Linked DNA regions of Homo sapiens: region 2 is linked to region 1. The links are chromatin loops, found by intact Hi-C in ENCODE. Cell type or tissue: mammary epithelial cell. All regions are shown on one strand. Links, peaks and the distances in the headings refer to the core of each region. The heading gives the core; the rest is flanking DNA. Region 1 holds the start of SCGB1D4 (secretoglobin family 1D member 4). Region 2 holds the start of SCGB1D2 (secretoglobin family 1D member 2).

What was found. A loop is a pair of places that touch in the nucleus more often than their neighbours do. Peaks named below come from ENCODE experiments on the same cell type or tissue, not always from the same donor. Only the 100,000 strongest peaks of a DNase experiment are listed, where the experiment ranks them.
Region 2: it touches region 1 in a loop (3-fold over the local background); 7 of 110 quality-filtered maps call a loop at or near these places.

The regions. Positions count from the first base shown.
Region 1 is chr11:62,292,845-62,301,176 of GRCh38, forward strand. SCGB1D4 (secretoglobin family 1D member 4) reads right to left here and starts at 6,231. Exons shown (of 3, transcript NM_206998.2): 1 at 6,112-6,231; 2 at 4,628-4,814; 3 at 3,437-3,575. The coding sequence starts at 6,166. The coding sequence ends at 3,566. In mammary epithelial cell, for the core only: no CTCF peak of the experiment used is centred there; no DNase peak of the experiment used is centred there; H3K27me3 peaks cover 656 bases.
Region 2 is chr11:62,242,187-62,250,519 of GRCh38, forward strand. SCGB1D2 (secretoglobin family 1D member 2) reads left to right here and starts at 53. Exons shown (of 3, transcript NM_006551.4): 1 at 53-176; 2 at 1,103-1,290; 3 at 2,484-2,626. The coding sequence starts at 122. The coding sequence ends at 2,513. In mammary epithelial cell, for the core only: a CTCF peak has its summit at 3,506; no DNase peak of the experiment used is centred there.

The DNA.
Region 1 (8,332 bases), core at 333-8,332:
AAATAAATAAGCGATGACTAAATCAAAACTTTGGATTCAGAATACTGAGCTTGTCATAAAGTGTAAGATGGATCATGGGGAGAAGACACTGGAGAAAAAGTGCCTAGGCAGAGACCAATAATATTTGTCCAGAGAGCAAATTATGAGACTCCACTTAGCTCAGTGGTCATGAGAGATGCCTGAAGAAATAAAGTCAAGAGACCCTGCATGAGTCAATCCTACACACTTGGTAAACCTCATTCTCAGGTTTTTGAACTAGATGTTCTTCAAAATTAGTAATATCATTAGCAAAGAAGACATCCAGGATGTCAATCAATGAGCACATGAACACCAAGAAAGCTGACTATGAGATGCTGGCAGGTCTAGGAAGGCGTTTCTAGGGGTAAAATACAAGCCCAGCTCCCCTGCAGTTACATTCCTCCTCCCCCTCAGAGAGCAGCAGTCCTTGCATTCTTTTATTGTATTGTCATTTCATGAAACTTTTCATTTCAATCATTTTTAAGTGTACAATTATGTGGCCTTCAGTGTATTCTTGATGTTGTCGCACTATACATTTCTAGGAAATTCTCATTCCAAACAGAAACCCTGTACTTCTTAACAATGACTTTGATACCCTCTTCTCCCTGTCCCAGCCTGAGCGGTCTTGCTGGATCCCACTTCACACTCTTTTAACAGCATCTCTGGAAGGAAAATGTTACCGTATGTGACATGAATGTGATCAGCTTTGAACGTTGAGAAGAGTGAGCACCTTGCGACCCCCAGGCTTCAAAGGCTATGGAAGTAGCTAAGGCAGCAGCCCTAAGTGACAGCCCTGCTGATGTCAGGAGTCCTGTGAGTATCATGGGGGACTCCTGTGCCAGCTACTGCCTCCCCAGGTCACTGGATGACTGCACCTATAGAAGAGAGAGGTAAGAGAATGAGGACTGCATGGGGTCTACTTATACACAGATTCGTGTGTTCCAGACAGAGCCTGGGCATCACCTGCTTTTGACAGCTTCCCAGTGGATTCCAAAACAGAGCCAGGATTAAGGCGCCCTGGGTAAGCATTTCTCATTCTCATGTTCATTAGTGGAAACAATCTTGGACCTTCCTGGGTACTAGTGAGGACTAAAAAACAAAGGAAAAATGTTCCAGCAAAATGCATACTGGGGTGTTCAATAAATAGAAATTTTTATCAATTGTAAGCATTTGAGTAATAATTTCTAAGATATGTTGAGTGCTTTATAGTATTAATTTATCTAATGTGTTCTCACAACAATGCTATGACATGCATTCTATTTCACAGGAAAATAAGTGAATGATTAAAAAGGATGTCTATGCATGTGGGTGCATGTGTGTATAAAGATGTAATGTAAGGTGTGGGCATCCATGGGGGCCTTACAGAGAAGGAGACATGTGAAGTGCATTCTATGGTTGGGGATGGTCAAATGTCAGAGGCAGGTAAGTCTATAAAGGCAAAGGAAAACCTATATGGCCTGGTGCAAGGATGTGACTCATGTGATGTATAAGAAATGAGATACAACAACTACGGCTGAGGACAGAGCACCCAGGAAAACAGAAGATGAGGAGACAGGGCTCCCAGGAGCAGGGTCTTGGAAGTCCTCATGTGGAACACAAGGCTGTGGATGTGTTTCTCCAGCAGTGGTTCCTCTCTGGGGTTCTCAGAATGTAGCCTGAGCTCTGGGAATCCTTGTGTCTGTCTGTGAATCCTTGTGTCTGTCCATGCGCAATGTGTAGGCTAAACTGGTCATGAGTTTCACACACTTGGGTTCTATTTTTTTAAGTGTCAATATTTTCTGGTGTTATTAAAATACAAATTTCTTTTAAAAGCAATGTATAATAATAACTACTGTTATCTACTATTTTCTCAGTTGTATAATAATAGCTATTATTATATAAATATGAGTTTAGGTAAAAAATGACTTCTCTTACTTGAAACCCTTGAGAACATGTGCCCTCTGGTCATTTAGGGTTGTTGGAGGATAGGACCATGTTTCAGTTTTGGGAGGCTCGCATTGGCATGAACAAGGAGGGTTTATCACAGGAAGGGCTCACAGAGGCTGGGAGACAATTTAGGAGACATTAATCTGAGTTGAGTTTGGAAGGACTCGGATAAGACTGTTAGGTGGCTGTGTGATGGAAAGGAAGGGACTCGTGGAGGTGACACTGTGGCCATGGAGTAAACAGAACTTAGGGTACGGTGAGGAGTCAGGAGGGAGGGAAGCTGTAGTTGGCTGATTTATGCCTCCATCTCCCAAAAGATATACACATTCTAATCCCTGGAATCTGTGAATGGCCCATTGCAAGATGAAAAAGCATTATGTAGACATGATTCAGTTAAGGATCTTGAGATAGGGACATTATTCTGAATAATCTGGTGCTTCCTAACCCCAACCTCTGTATTTTGTAATTAAAAGTCAGAGAGGGATTTGACACGGAAAGGAAAGGAGATGGGAATGTATCATGGAGGCAGAGGTTGGAGTGATGTGGCCACAGGACCAGCATGGTCAGCAGCCCTTAGTGAACTCGCCCGGAGAGCCCCCAGAAGGAACAGAGCCCTGCTGCCCCCTGACCTCCCCACAGTGATACCAGTGTTGGGCTTCTGACCTTCAGAGGTACAAGAGAATCCGTTGTTTTAAGCCACCAAGCTTTCGGAGGTTTCTTGCAGCAGCCACAGGACACCAAGCCAGGAACCTGTGGCGTCTCCCTATGTCCTGGTCAGGGGGCTTGCTAGGTTGGGTGCATTAGCCTGGATGGGCTTATGGAAGGGAGAGCAGGCTGGGGGCAGACCCTGTGCTCAGTTTTACATCCTGCTCCTGAAATGACTGTGGAGTGTGCACTGGGAGCTGTCCAGTTGGCAAGGGGTGCTGGTCTCTGGAGCTCTTGAGAGAGCTTGAGGAAGGAAGCATTTGCCTCAGGTGCTGGTGAGTGAGGCGGACACTGAGGAGTGCTCTGAGTGTGGGGAGTAAAACAATGTGAACTCCAGGTTGAAACCTGGAGATGCCCTCAAATTGTGATAAATGGAAAATAAAGTATACTGGACATGACTTGGTGCAGAGAGAGCACCAAGCAGGCTGGCTGTGCATCTGAGGGGACAACAAACTAGGGCTAGGGCTGCTGCTAGTGGGAACCACGTGCCTGGACACCAAGGCAGGCTGGGAGATCCCTCAGTCCAAGACCAGCAGGACCACTGTAATTGCTGTTTTCTATTGCCATGGTTTTCATTCGCGAACGCAGGATGGGAAATCTGTAAGGAATCCAGGATGATTTCTGCAAATATTTCCTTCTGGGATGCTTGCATTCAGGCCCCATTAGTAACAGAATGCTGGTTACTCTAGAGTTGATTATCAGCCACAGCAAAAGTCCACTCCCCTATGGAAACCACCCTCGATTCAAGGCCCGAGACTGCAGGATCATAACAAGACCAGTGGAGATGTGCAGGGCAAGTGATTTATTAAAGCAACGTGTTGAAACCTTTACAATTTTTAGTGAAGATCAGGGTGTCGTTGAAAGACTTTGGAAACCAGGTTGAGCATTTTTACATGTCACACACCACATTTTTTCACTATTTCCACCTGAAATCAAAAAAAAGAAAGAAAGAAAGAAAGGTGAGGTCAGTCATGCTGCTGCTGGTGATGATAGGCTAACATCAAAGAGGCCAATGGGATTTTGCCCCAATGGCAATTGGAAAGGCAGAGGCAAGAATTCAGTTTGGGAAACTGAGGCCTAGACCTGGTGGCCTTACAACACCCATTCTGGTGAGAAAGCAGCCTTTCCCCACCAGACCAATAGACCTGGGAAGACCCAGGAGTTAGGCCCAGGGTTTTCATGGAGGAGGAGGGGAGGGGTTGACAGTGCAGCAAGAGGTTGTTGTCTGGGCTGTCCCAGGTCTGTGGAGTCTCCTGATCCCTGTAATGGGGGACCCAGGGCTCTGAAGCCAGGCAGGGCAGGGAGGGCTTCTGGGAAACACACCTTCCAGGAGACTCCAGTCTTCCCATGGGAGAATTCTGCCTAACGGCCAGGGGTCTTATCAGCCCTGACCCTGCAGCTTCTATGGGTATTTGCAGCCAAACCTCAGGACAACAATCCAGAGGCAGCCAGGCTGAGAGGGCCCTGGAATCTCTGATTTCTTGAGAAAGACATAGTGAGAACATCCCACTTGTGTGGCGTTGCAGTAGGTAGAGCAGCGAAAAAGTCTTGGCCCACTGGCTGTGGTCAGGAGAGTGTCATGGATGAGGAGTGGATAGTGGGCCCTGAGGAGCTGCAAGGGGCTCCTGGCTCTGCAGAAGCTGCACAGGAGCCCAGTTCACCAGCACCCTGTCTGTGGGAGGCCCAGCTCTAGGTCCCCTCAAGCCTCCTCTCCCTGTTCAAATCTCCCACACTCCCTGGGACATCCCATAGTGACCGTGTCCACTGCGTGAGGGTAGGTTGACCTCAGGAAAGATCCCAGCAGGGAGGCGGCCGTGCTTGGCCCTTCACCATCCCTGCCTTGGCCCTAGCTCACTCCCCATGTCCTCAGCACACTCTGGGGACACAGCATCCAGGCAGGTGACCTGACAAGAAACATGCAGGAGGCTGTGTGCAGCTGAGTTGAATTCTGCCTCTGCATAAAGGAGAAAGAAATTACCAGGACTTTTTCAATGAGAGTCGTTTCTTAAAAGATATCTGATCGGTGCAGTGCTTCACTTCCAACTTGGCTGCAAGAGCTTCTGGAGGTGGATTAAGTTTGGCAACTTGGAGGTTTACCGCAGCGTCACTTAAGAATAAGAAGACTGTGATCTCAGAAGCAACAGCTGGGCAGACAAGAGCATGGGCTGCAGCACAAAAATAAAAATATTGTTGATGTTAGGAAAGTCGATTTTTCTCTCATGGCTCCCTGAGGTTACACCAGACAGGATCCCCTGGGTTCTATGTTTCTATACCATTATTGTGCTGATGACAATACCAGAAACTCCAGGTGTGACTTTCTCCGGGTCACACAACAAAGGGAAGAGCTTCATATCCTCAGCTAGACTTCTTTTTCTTTTTTTTGAGATAGGTTCACCCAGACTGGAATGCAGTGGCACAATCTCGGCTCACTGCAGCCTGAATGTCTTGGGCTCAAGCGATCCTCCCTCAGCCCCCAAAGTAGCTGAGACTACCAGTGCCTGCCACCATGCCCGCTTTTGTGTGTGTGTGTGTGTGTGTGTGTGTGTGTGTGTGTTTTGTTTTGTTTTTTTTTTTTGTAGAGATGGGGTTTCGCCATGTTGCCCAGGCTGGTGCTGAACTCCTGAGCTCAAGTGATCTGCCCACTGTGGCCTCCCAAAGTGCTAAGATTACAGGAATGAGACACCATGCCTGGCCCACAGCTTGACTCTTGACAACCATAACCTTACTTCATTCTCATAGCCACTCCTGGCAGAAGCTTTAACCACCAGTGATAAGAGGAGGCTCAAGGAGGGTGAGCATTGTGCCCAAGATCAAGGGGTGGGAAGTGTCGAAGCCCAGGTTCACCCCAGACCTCACATTACATCATCTGACACAGATCCCATTCAGAAGTGAAGCTCAGGCAGAAGAATTCCTAACATTTGCCTGAACTGATTTTTCTATAAAACTTCTTAGATACTGGGGATTAGAAGAAATAGCTCTAAGCAGCCAGGCGCAGTAGCTCATGCCTGTTATCCCAGCACTTTAGGAGGCCGAGGCGGGCAGATCATCTGAGGTCGGGAGTTCGAGACCAGCCTGACCAACATGGAGAAACCCCATCTCTACTAAAAATACAAAATTAGCCAGCTGTGGTGGCCCATGCCTGTAATCCCAGCTGCTCAGGAAGGCTGAGGCAGGAGAATCACTTGAACCCCGGAGGCAGAGGTTGCAGTGAGCCAAGATCATGCCACTGCACTCCAGCCTGGGCAACAAGAGCAAAACTTCTCAAAAAAAAAAAAAAAAAAAGGAAGAAGAAAGAAGAAATAGCTCTAACCTTTATGAATCTTATTCAACAAGCACAGAAAAGGGTTTGGAATTTTGTTTGGTTTTGTGCAGACCCCAACCCAAAGCACAAATAGGTGATCTTGTGCTCAGAAGAGGGTGCATCCCAGGGGCTGGTGCTGGACTCATGACTGATGTACTCACCCTGGTAGCAGCAAAGGGCCAGCGAGACCATCAGGAGACACACTGACAGCCTCATGGTGGCTTATTCGGCTGTGAGCTCAGCTTTCACAATGAGTGATTTGGATTCGACTCCAGGAGCCTGTGTAGTCATGGAGGCCAGGGCTATTTGTACCTAGGGAGCCTGGCTGGTCCTACCTACCGGGGCACCTGGTAGGTCATGAGGCCTGGCTCCCAGCCCGCCCTTCCAAGCCAGGGCTGCTGCCGTCCATCAATGTCACCTCCTTAGGAATCTCTGCATCTGAGTGGGGCGGAGCACAAGACAGCAGCCTTGTGAGAACTCTGCTCTGTGCTCCAGGTGAGTGTTCAGGTACATCTGGAAATGTTCCTGGGATCCTCAATTTCCTTATGAGCTTTTGCTGATTAGTTCTTTTTATCTTTGTAGCAGTGCAGGGGCACAGGTGAATTATGGCTTCACAAGGCACAGGAAGCTGGAAGGCTGTGTTCTCTTTATGGGAGAGCAGGGACATAAGGAGACCCTGCTTTGATCCCCCTGCATGTCTGACAACAAGCAGGCTTGTTTCAGTTGCACATTGGGAAAGTCTAATCCTTCCCCTCAGCCCCTTCCATCACCACCATGTTCACTGCATAGGTACTGAAAACATAGTTGAATACATCCCACCTGTAGAAGATATGCTGAGGAAAAACATCTGCTGCACCTGTTCTCTAGCCTGCCTCACTCCCAAACCTGAATCTTGTTTATACGTGCAGTTATATATATGGCCAAGATTCACATTTTCTATCTATAAAAAGCAAGCTTTCTGTGATGTGTAGCCACCCACGTCTTATCTTAGGGCTGATCTGAAGATTAAATAACCTAACTCTTTTTCTCAAGAGCTTTTGGAGTGTTCAGAGCCAATCATACATCAGTGGGGCTCTAGGCTGGGAAGATAATAGAAGGGAAGAGACAGAGGAACAGGGTGGGTGGTCACTTCCCCCTAACCCCTAGGCTCAAGTTTTCCACTTCAAACCTATCTGTGCTGCCTGGGCCAATCCCATTTTTAAGGGAAAGTGAAGGAAGCCCCCAGACAAAGCAATACACACCCGCCTTCCCTCCCATTGCCGTGCCTTCATGTGGTGTGAGTTTAATCACCAGAAATTTTTCTCTTAAATAAACTTACATTTGAGAGGAGTCACAGCCCAGGCCATAGCTTTCCATTCTCAGCTATGTAGTCAAATCACTTGGAGCTTTTAAAACATACTGACCCCACAGGCTTCTCTCTCTGGCGATTTTGATTCAGTAGCATTGGGGTGAATCCCTCCTTTCTGTACTGTTTAAACTGCTCTGGTGTTTCTCACAGACAGCAGGGCTGAGATCCAGCCAGGAAAACCTTTAAGAAGGAAGGGGACCTTACGGGTTTTGTCATCAAAGACACATTGACAGATTTAGTTGAGTCCAAGCTGAGGGCAACAGTGGATCTCACTTTCATCACACAGGATGACGACGGAGTCCCTGAATCAGCCCTGCTGCCACCAAGGAGGGGGAGGGTTGGTGGTGAGGTTTACAGCTATGAGGGTTCAGATCCTCATTTATGGGCTCCTGGACCTTAGGAAAATTATTCAGTTTATGTAACCCCAGTTTTCTCATTTGTCAAAGTAGGCTACTAATGGTGCCTACATCATTGGGTTGATAGATGATCAAATGAGTGTGTTCATGGGTGTGTGTGTGTTTAAAATATACCAAGTTCTGGTACATAGTAGTTCTCAATGTAAACTGCCATTATCTTGTCCCATTTGTCATATATGTCATGGTTTGCCAGTAGTTCCTAGTTTAGAGCACAGCCAAAATCCACTAAATCACCTACTTGCAGAACTACACGGACACCTAGATACACCATTTCTCTTTGACATAAATGGAAAAGGAAACCCAGCTCATGGTCTTGGAGGCTGCAAACCCATGAATATGGGCTTCAGGACTGAGGCCTCTTTTGCAGTAGACAGGTCTGTGAAGCATCCACCCTTTTTGTGGATGAGAGTTTATCCTCACTCAGGCTTGACATTCACCTTGTCATCTGTACAGTCCATTGGGGAGCATGTGTATCTCTGACAGAGGATTGTTTGCGTATACTTTTATTAGTCCTACCACGATTAACACCTATGCAGGGTTTTTTTGTTTTCATCATTGATGCTTTTTATGGCTCCCTCCTTTTTACACAATTGACTCAAGATTTTAGTTTATTCTTTC
Region 2 (8,333 bases), core at 325-8,324, 51 kb before region 1:
AGTACCAGCTAGACTCCCTAGGTACAAATAGCCCTGGGCTCTGCAGCTCCACAGGCTCCTGGGGTGGAGTCCAAATCACTCATTGTTTGTGAAAGCTGAGCTCACAGCAAAACAAGCCACCATGAAGCTGTCGGTGTGTCTCCTGCTGGTCACGCTGGCCCTCTGCTGCTACCAGGGTGAGTACATCAGTCATGAGTCTAGCTCCAGCCCCTGGGAAGCACCCTCTTCCAAGCACGAGGTCACCTATTCAGGCTGGGGTTAGGATCTGCACAAAACCAAAATTCCAAACCTTTTTCTGTGCTTGTTGAACAAGCCCCTCATCAAGTTCAGAGCTATTTCTTCTACTCCCCAGCACCTACGAAGTTTTATTGAAAATCAGTGCAGGCAAATATTAGGAATTCTTCTGCCTGAGCTTCACTCCTGGGTGGGATCTGTGTCAGATGATGTAATGTGAGGTCTGGGGTGAATCTGGGATCCGCCACTTCCCAGCCCTTTGACCTTGGGCACAATGCTCACCCTCCCTGAGCCTCCTCCTATCACTGGTAGTTAGCGCTTCTGCCAGGAGAGGCTATGAGAATGGAGTAAGAAAGATTAATACTGTCAAAAGAGTCTAGCTGTGGGCTAAGCATGGCGGCTCATGCCTGTAATCCTAGCACTTTGGAAGGTCAAGGAGAGTGAATTGCTTGAGCTCAGGAGTTTGAGTCCGGCCTAGGCAACGTGGCGAAACTCCAGCTTTACCAAAAGAAATATGAAAAATCAGCTGGACGTGGTGACATGCACCAGTAGTCTCAGCTACTTAGGGGGCTGAGATGGGGATATCGCTTGAGCCCAGGAGGTAGAGGCTGCAGTGAGCCATGATTGAGCTACTGAATTCCAGCCTGGGTGACAAAGGGAAAAAAAAGAGTTTGGCTGTTGATATGAAGTGCTTTCCTTTATTGTGAGAGCTTGAGGAAGTCACACCTGAAGGGTCTGGCATTGTCATCAGCACAACAAATGTATGTGAACATATAACCCAGGGGATCCTGTCTGGTCTAACGTCAGGGAGCCAAAGAGAAAAATCGACTTTCCTAACATCAACTATATTTTTATTCTTTTGCTGCAGCCAATGCCGAGTTCTGCCCAGCTCTTGTTTCTGAGCTGTTAGACTTCTTCTTCATTAGTGAACCTCTGTTCAAGTTAAGTCTTGCCAAATTTGATGCCCCTCCGGAAGCTGTTGCAGCCAAGTTAGGAGTGAAGAGATGCACGGATCAGATGTCCCTTCAGAAACGAAGCCTCATTGCGGAAGTCCTGGTAACTTCTTTCTCCTTTATTTGTTAAGGCTTCTGGTCAGCTGCACAGTATGAAGTGAGGTCAGCTTGCTGCTCTGTTGGGGACACAGGTGGTGGGGCAGCTGCCTTGCTGGTCACCTCTTGAGAAGGTCACCTGGGGCCACAGGGTGGGTGCCACCATTTCACCTGCAGAATTCAACTCAGCTGCACACAGCCTCCTGCATGTTCCTCCTTCTCATGTCACCTGCCTGGATGCCATGTCCCCAGAGTGTGCTGAGGACATGGGGAGTGAGCCTGGGCCCAGGCAGAAATGGTAAAGGGCCAAGCATGGCCGCCTCGCTGCTGGGAGCTTTCCTGAGACCAAACTGCCCTCATGTAATGGACACAGTCACTGTGGAATGTCCTGGGGAGCATGGGAGCCTTGAACAGGGAGAGGAAGGCAGGGAGGGACATAGAGCAGGGGCTCCTGCAGATGTAGCACTGGCAGGCTGGACTTCTCTGCAGCTTCTGCAGAGCCAGGAAGGAGCCCCTCCCAGCTCCTGAGACCCCATACTCCCCTCCACACCCACGACACTCTCCTGACCATGGCCAGTCGTCCAAGACCCTAGCTAGTCTACCTCCTGCAGTGCCATGGAAGCGGGATGTTCTCACTCTGTCTTTCTCAAGAAATCAGAGGTTTTCCAGGGGCCTCTCTGCCTGGCTGCCTCTGAGTTGCTGTCCTGAGGTTTAGCTGCAAATGCTCATGGAAGCTGCAGGCTCGGGACTGAGAGGTGCTCGGGCCCTGAGGCAGAATTCCCACATGGGGAGGCTGGAGTCTCCTGGAAGCCAAGCTTCCCAGAAGCCCTCTCAGCCCTGACCAGCCTCTCAGTCCTGGGTCCCTCACTGCAGGAACCAGGAGACTCCAAGCCCTGGGACAGCCCAGGCAATAACCTCTTGCTGCTCTCTCCAACCCTCGTCACTTGCTTCCATGAGGATCCTGGGCCTCATTCCCGGATCACCCCAGGGCTATTGGCCTGGCAAGAAAAGGCTGCTCCATCACCGGCATGGGTGCTGTGAGGCCACCAGGTCTAGGCCTCAGTTTCCCAAACTGAGTTGTTGCCTCTGCCCTTCCAATTGCCTTTGGGGGCAGAATCCCACTGGCCTCTTGGATGTGAGCCTGTCACCTCCAGCAGCAGCATGACTGACCCCACCTTCTTTTTTCTTTTCCTATTTTAGGTGAAAATATTGAAGAAATGTAGTGTGTGACATGTAAAAACTTTCATCCTGGTTTCCACTGTCTTTCAATGACACCCTGATCTTCACTGCAGAATGTAAAGGTTTCAACGTCTTGCTTTAATAAATCACTTGCTCTCCACGTCTCCACTGGTCTTGTTATAATCCTGCAGTCTCGAGCCTTGAGTACAGGGTGGTTTCCATAGTGGAGTGGCCTTTTGCTGTGGGTGATAATTAACTCCAGAGAACCAGCATCCTGTTACTAATGGGGCCTGAGTCCAGGTGTCACAGAGGAGAATATTTGGTAGGAATTATCCTGCATTCCTTACAGATTTCCCATCTTGCAGCCGTGAATAAAAACCATGGTAACAAGGACACAGGAATTGAAATGTTCCACTGGTCTTACACTGAGAGAACCCCCAGCCTGAATGGGTATCCAGGCCGAGGGTTCCCACCTATCAGTGACTTTACTCTGATGTCCCCTCAGACCCACAGTCAGCCTGCTTGGTGCTCTCTCTGCACTATGCTTTCTGTCCTCCGTCATGTCCAGTATACTTCATTTTCCACTTATCACAATTTGGGGTCCTCTTTAGGTTTCAACCTGGAGTTCACATTGTTTTACTCCCCACGCTCAGAGCACTCCTCAGCGTCTGCATCACTCACCAGCACCTGAGGTGAATGCTTCCTTCCTCAAGCTCTCCCAAGAGCTCCAGAGACCAGCACCCCCTGACAACTGGACAGCTCCCAGTGCGCACTCCACAGTCATTTCAGGAGCAGGATGTAAAACTGAGCACAGGGTCTGCCCCCAGCCTGCTCTCCCTTCCATGAGCCCATCCAGGCTAAGGCACCCACCCAGCAAGCACCCTGACCAGGACACAGAGAGACACCACAGTTTCCCTGCTTGGTGTCCTGTGACTACTGGAACAAAAATCTGCAAACTTCATGGCTTAAAACGACTGATTCTCAGGCATCTCTGGGGGTCAGAAGTCCAACATTAGTATCACTGTGAAGACGTTAGGGGGCAGCAGGGCTCCGCTCCCTCTGGGGACTCTTGGGGGGAATTCACTAAGGGTTGCTTCTGGCTTCTGGGCTAATAATTGTCCTGGTCCTGTGGCCACATCACTCCAACCTCTGCCTCCATGATATGTTCCCTTCTTTTCTTTCTACATCAACCCCACCCACCTTGGCTTTTTTTTTTTTTTTTTTTTGAGAAGGAGTCTCGCTCTGTCGCCCAGGCTGGAGTGCAGTGGCACCATTTCGGCTCACTGCAAGCTCCACCTCCCGGGTTCACGCTGTTCTCCTGCCTCAGCCTCCCGAGTAGCTGGGACTACAGGCGCCCGCCACCATGCTCGGCTAATTTTTTGTATTTTTAGTAGAGATGGGGTTTCACCGTGTTAGCCAGGATGGTCTTGATCTCCTGACCTCGTGATCCACCCACCTCGGCCTCCCAAAGTGCTGGGATTACAGACGTGAGCCACCACCCTGACTTTTAATCACAAAATACACAGGTTTGGTTTTGGGACCCTGCAGATTATTCAGAATAACACCCCATCTCATTATGTTTGATCGTGTCTGCCAAGTGCTTTTTTTGTCATATAATGGAACATTCACAGATTTCAGGAACTAGGATGTGGGTATCTTTCAGGGTGGACATGAGGCAGCCAATGACAGCTCCCCTCCCTCCTGACTCCTAACAGTGCACTATGTTCTATTCCCTCCATTGCCCCAGAATCACCTTTACGAGTTCCTTCTTTCCCATCACACAGTCATATCACAGTCTGGTCTATGTCCTCCCCAGCTCTGACCAAATTCTTCTACATTGTCTTGCAGCCTCTATGAACTCTTCTTACTATACATCCTCCTCATTCATGCCAGGGTAAGTCTCCTAAATTTAAAATGTGATCCTATTCTCTTTTCAACAACTCTAAATGACCAGAGGGCACTGGTTCTCAAGGCTTTCAAGTAAGGGAAATTATTTTTTTACCCCAAGCCCATCTTTTTATGATAATAGTCACCATTACACAATTGGCAGGAGAGTAGATAACAGTTGTTATTAATTAAACATTGCTTTTAAAAGAAATTTGTATTTTAATCACACCAGAAATTATGTACACTTAAAAATAGAACCAAGATATATCAAACTTACTATCAGCAGGCATAGCGTGCTGTTGTGTGTGGCAGATACAAGGATTTATGGAGCTCTCACATCACTGGGAGAAAACCAGAGAGGAACCACTGCTGGAGGAGCGAGTCCACACCCTTGTGTTGCACACAAGGACCTTCAAGACCTGCTTCTGGGAGCCTTTGTCTCCTCCTCTCCTCTTCCCTGGGGCACTCTGTGCTCAGCCATACTTGTTTATATCTCATTTTTTGGGCCTCATGTGAGTCACACCCCTGCATAAGTGCATAGGGGTCTCCCTTTCCCTGTATAGCCATCTCTCACGATGACATCTGACAATCTCATCTATAGAATCCACTTCATATGCCTCCTCCTCTGTGAAGCCCTCTCAGATATCCACACCTTATATTTTATCTTTATACACATGTGCACCCACATGCCTAGACATTCCTCTTTTATTATCAGTTTACCTTTCTGTTATATAGGATGCATATCACAGCATTGTTGTGAGAACATATTAAATACATTAATACTATAAAGCACTCAACAAATTATAACAATCATTATTATAATGCTTACAACTACTAGAAGTTTCTAGTCATTGATCATCCTGATATGCATTTTGTTGGAAGAATTCCAAGTTCTCTCTCACTTCATCATCAGTAGTGCCCAAGAAGGTCCAAGATTGTTCCCACTAATGAACATGAGAATGACGAATGCCCTACCCAGTGGTCCTCAACCCTGGTTCTGTTTTGGAATCCACTGGGAAGCTGTCAAAATCAAGTGATGCCCAGGCTCCATCTAGTGTATATGTGTCTATCTCTGTGAAAGTAGAGCTCCTGCAGTCCCTGTTCTTGTGCCTTCAGCTCTATGGGTGCAGTCATCCAGTGACCTGGGGAGGCAATATCTGGGACAAGAGTCCCTTGTGATACTCACAGGACTCCCAGCATCACCAGGGCTGTGACCTGGAGGCCTTTTCCTTAGCTACTTTCATCGCTTTTAAAGATTGGAGATTGCAAAGTGCTCACTCTTTTCACCATTATACAGCTAATCACATAGGGATCATCTGTGGTAAGGTTTTCCTTCCTGAGTTGCTATTAAAAGAGTGTGACGTGAAATTCAGTAAGACTGCACAGGCTGGGGCAGGGAGGGAGGGCATTAGGAGTCATTATTTAAGGGCTATTGAGTTCCTGATTGGGATGATAATAATTTTCTGGGAAGGAATATTGTGAAACGTTGTGAATGCCTTTAAGGCCACTGAATTATACACTTAAAGATGGTTTGAAAAGGGCAGGGCATTGTGGTTCATGCCTGTAATCCCAGCGGTTTGGGAGGCTGAGGCAGGTGGATCACGAGATCAAGAGATCGAGACCATCCTGGCCAACATGGTGAAACCCTGTCTCTACTAAAAATACAAAAATCAGCTGGGTATGGTGGTGTGCACCTGTAGTCCCAGCTACTTGGAAGGCTGAATCAAGAGGATTGCTTGAGCCAAGGAAGCAGAGGTTGCAGTGAGCCGAGATCGCGCCACTGCACTCCAGCCTGACAGAGTAAGACTCCGACAAAAAAGAAAAAAAGCACACACAATAAAAAAAAAACAAAACAAAACGAAACACTCTAAGGGTTGCTGCTGTCTGGGAGGCAGCAGGAAGATACCTGTGAAGGGGAGCTGGGCCTGTATTTTACCTCTGGACACACCCCCCCCAAGACCTGTCGGCATCCCACAGTCAGCACTTCTCTCCAAGTCCATGCTCTCATTGATTCACTTCCTGGATTGCTTCTTTGATGGAGGTATCACAATTTCTAAGAAAATCTAATCCAGAAACCTGAGATTGAGGTTTACCAAGGATGTAGGATTCACCCATGCAGGGTCTCCAGACTTTTACCCCTTAAGGCTGTCTCCCATGACCATTGAACTAAGTAGAGTCTCATAATTTCCCCCCTGGACAAATATTATCAATCTCTGCCTAGGCTCTTTTTCTCAAATATCTTGTCCCTATGATCCATCTGGCATTTTATGATAAGCCCAATATTCTTTTTTTTTTTTTTTTTTTGAGACGGGGTTTTGCTCTTGTTGCCCAGGCTGGGTTCAAGCGATTCTCCTGCCTCAGCCTCCCGAGTAGCTGGGATTACAGGCATGCACCACCACGCCCAGCTAATTTTGTATTTTTTAGTAAAGATGGGGTTTCTCCATATTAGTCAGGCTGGTCTCGAACTCCTGAATTCAGGTGATCCACCCACCTCGGCCTCCCAAAGTGCTGGGATTACAGGCGTGAGCCACCACACCTGGCCTGATAAGCCCAATATTCTGATAACAAAGCTTAGGTTTTGTTATAGGCATCTTTAAAGTATATCTTCAATGGATCTCAATTTTCTTTTAATGAAATAAAGCTCAATATCTCAATTCATAAATTAGAATATTCAAGTTTTTGTAATAATCACAACCTCACATTGTTTAAGAATACATGTTGTTTTCTTTCTTTCTTTATACTTCCATCTATTCTCTCCCAATGAACTAACCATGGTTTCTGACAGAGTTAGAATCTAGGAAAAGAGGAAAGAGAAGGAAATCAGAAAGCTCTGAATTAACTTGCCCTTTTTTGTGATTGGTTCAGGCTCTCTGGGTCTGTCAGATGTTTTGTGTCCTGGACAGTTCCATGAGTGCTTCTGAAAGCCCACACTACCTAGGTAATTTTCTAGAATAAAAAGATTGAAAAATCTATAGAAATCCACTGATTTCCCATACCAAAACAATTTTGATCATATTTTGGAACATCATCTTAAATAAAAGCCCCCCACTTTTTTTTTGGAAGAAACAGCTAGACACTTACAAGAATGGAGAATAATAATGGAACCAACACAAGAACAGGAAGGCAGAGCAGTAACACTCAGAATTCAGAGTATTTCAACCTGTAATTCTACACAGATGTGAATCTACATCCAGGCTACAATTATTCAAGCATGAAGACAAAATAAAGATATTTTCAGGCATGCAAATCTGCAAACATTTTATCACCAATGAACTTCTTTTCAGAAAGTTATTGTAGGATATGCTCCACCAAAAAGAAGTAGAACAAGAAAGGCAAAGATGTGGGATTGGATACACAGGGATTATAATAGGAGTTACTGGATACATCAACAGAACAGCGAGAAAAGATTATTGAGAACACGGAAATACCCCCACAGGAAAACAAGCTGAAAGTGAGAATGGGACTGGGAGGTCTGCAGAGGAAGGGCAAGGAATAATCACTTTTAATAAAACACTTTTTTGCATTATATTCCTTTTCAAAACATGCATCTATATCAACTTTTTAAAAATTAAAACTGTAAAAAAAAAAGGATGTTGGAAAACAAATAAAAAGGAAAGGGAGCATAGAAGAAAAGGGGCAAAAAAGTGGGCAGAGAGGAGATAATTTGGCAAAAAGAAGTTAAGAAGATGCAAATGGCCTCAGGTCAAAGCAGAATCTACACCACACTGTACCATGGAGGAAGATAGTATATTTTGCTGAAAGAATTAATGAATTTCCTTAAAGAATTAATTAGCAAGTTGAATGGGAAGACAGGACGTAGAACTAAAGAAAGACACAATGTATATCACTGAGATGAGATCTTACTACACAAATTAAAAGCCTGCAGACATTCAAGGAAATATCAAGGAAGGCTTGCAGAAGAGGTGATGGCTGAGTTGGACCATGAAGCACCGAGAAGATGAGGATGGCAAGCAGAGGAAGCAG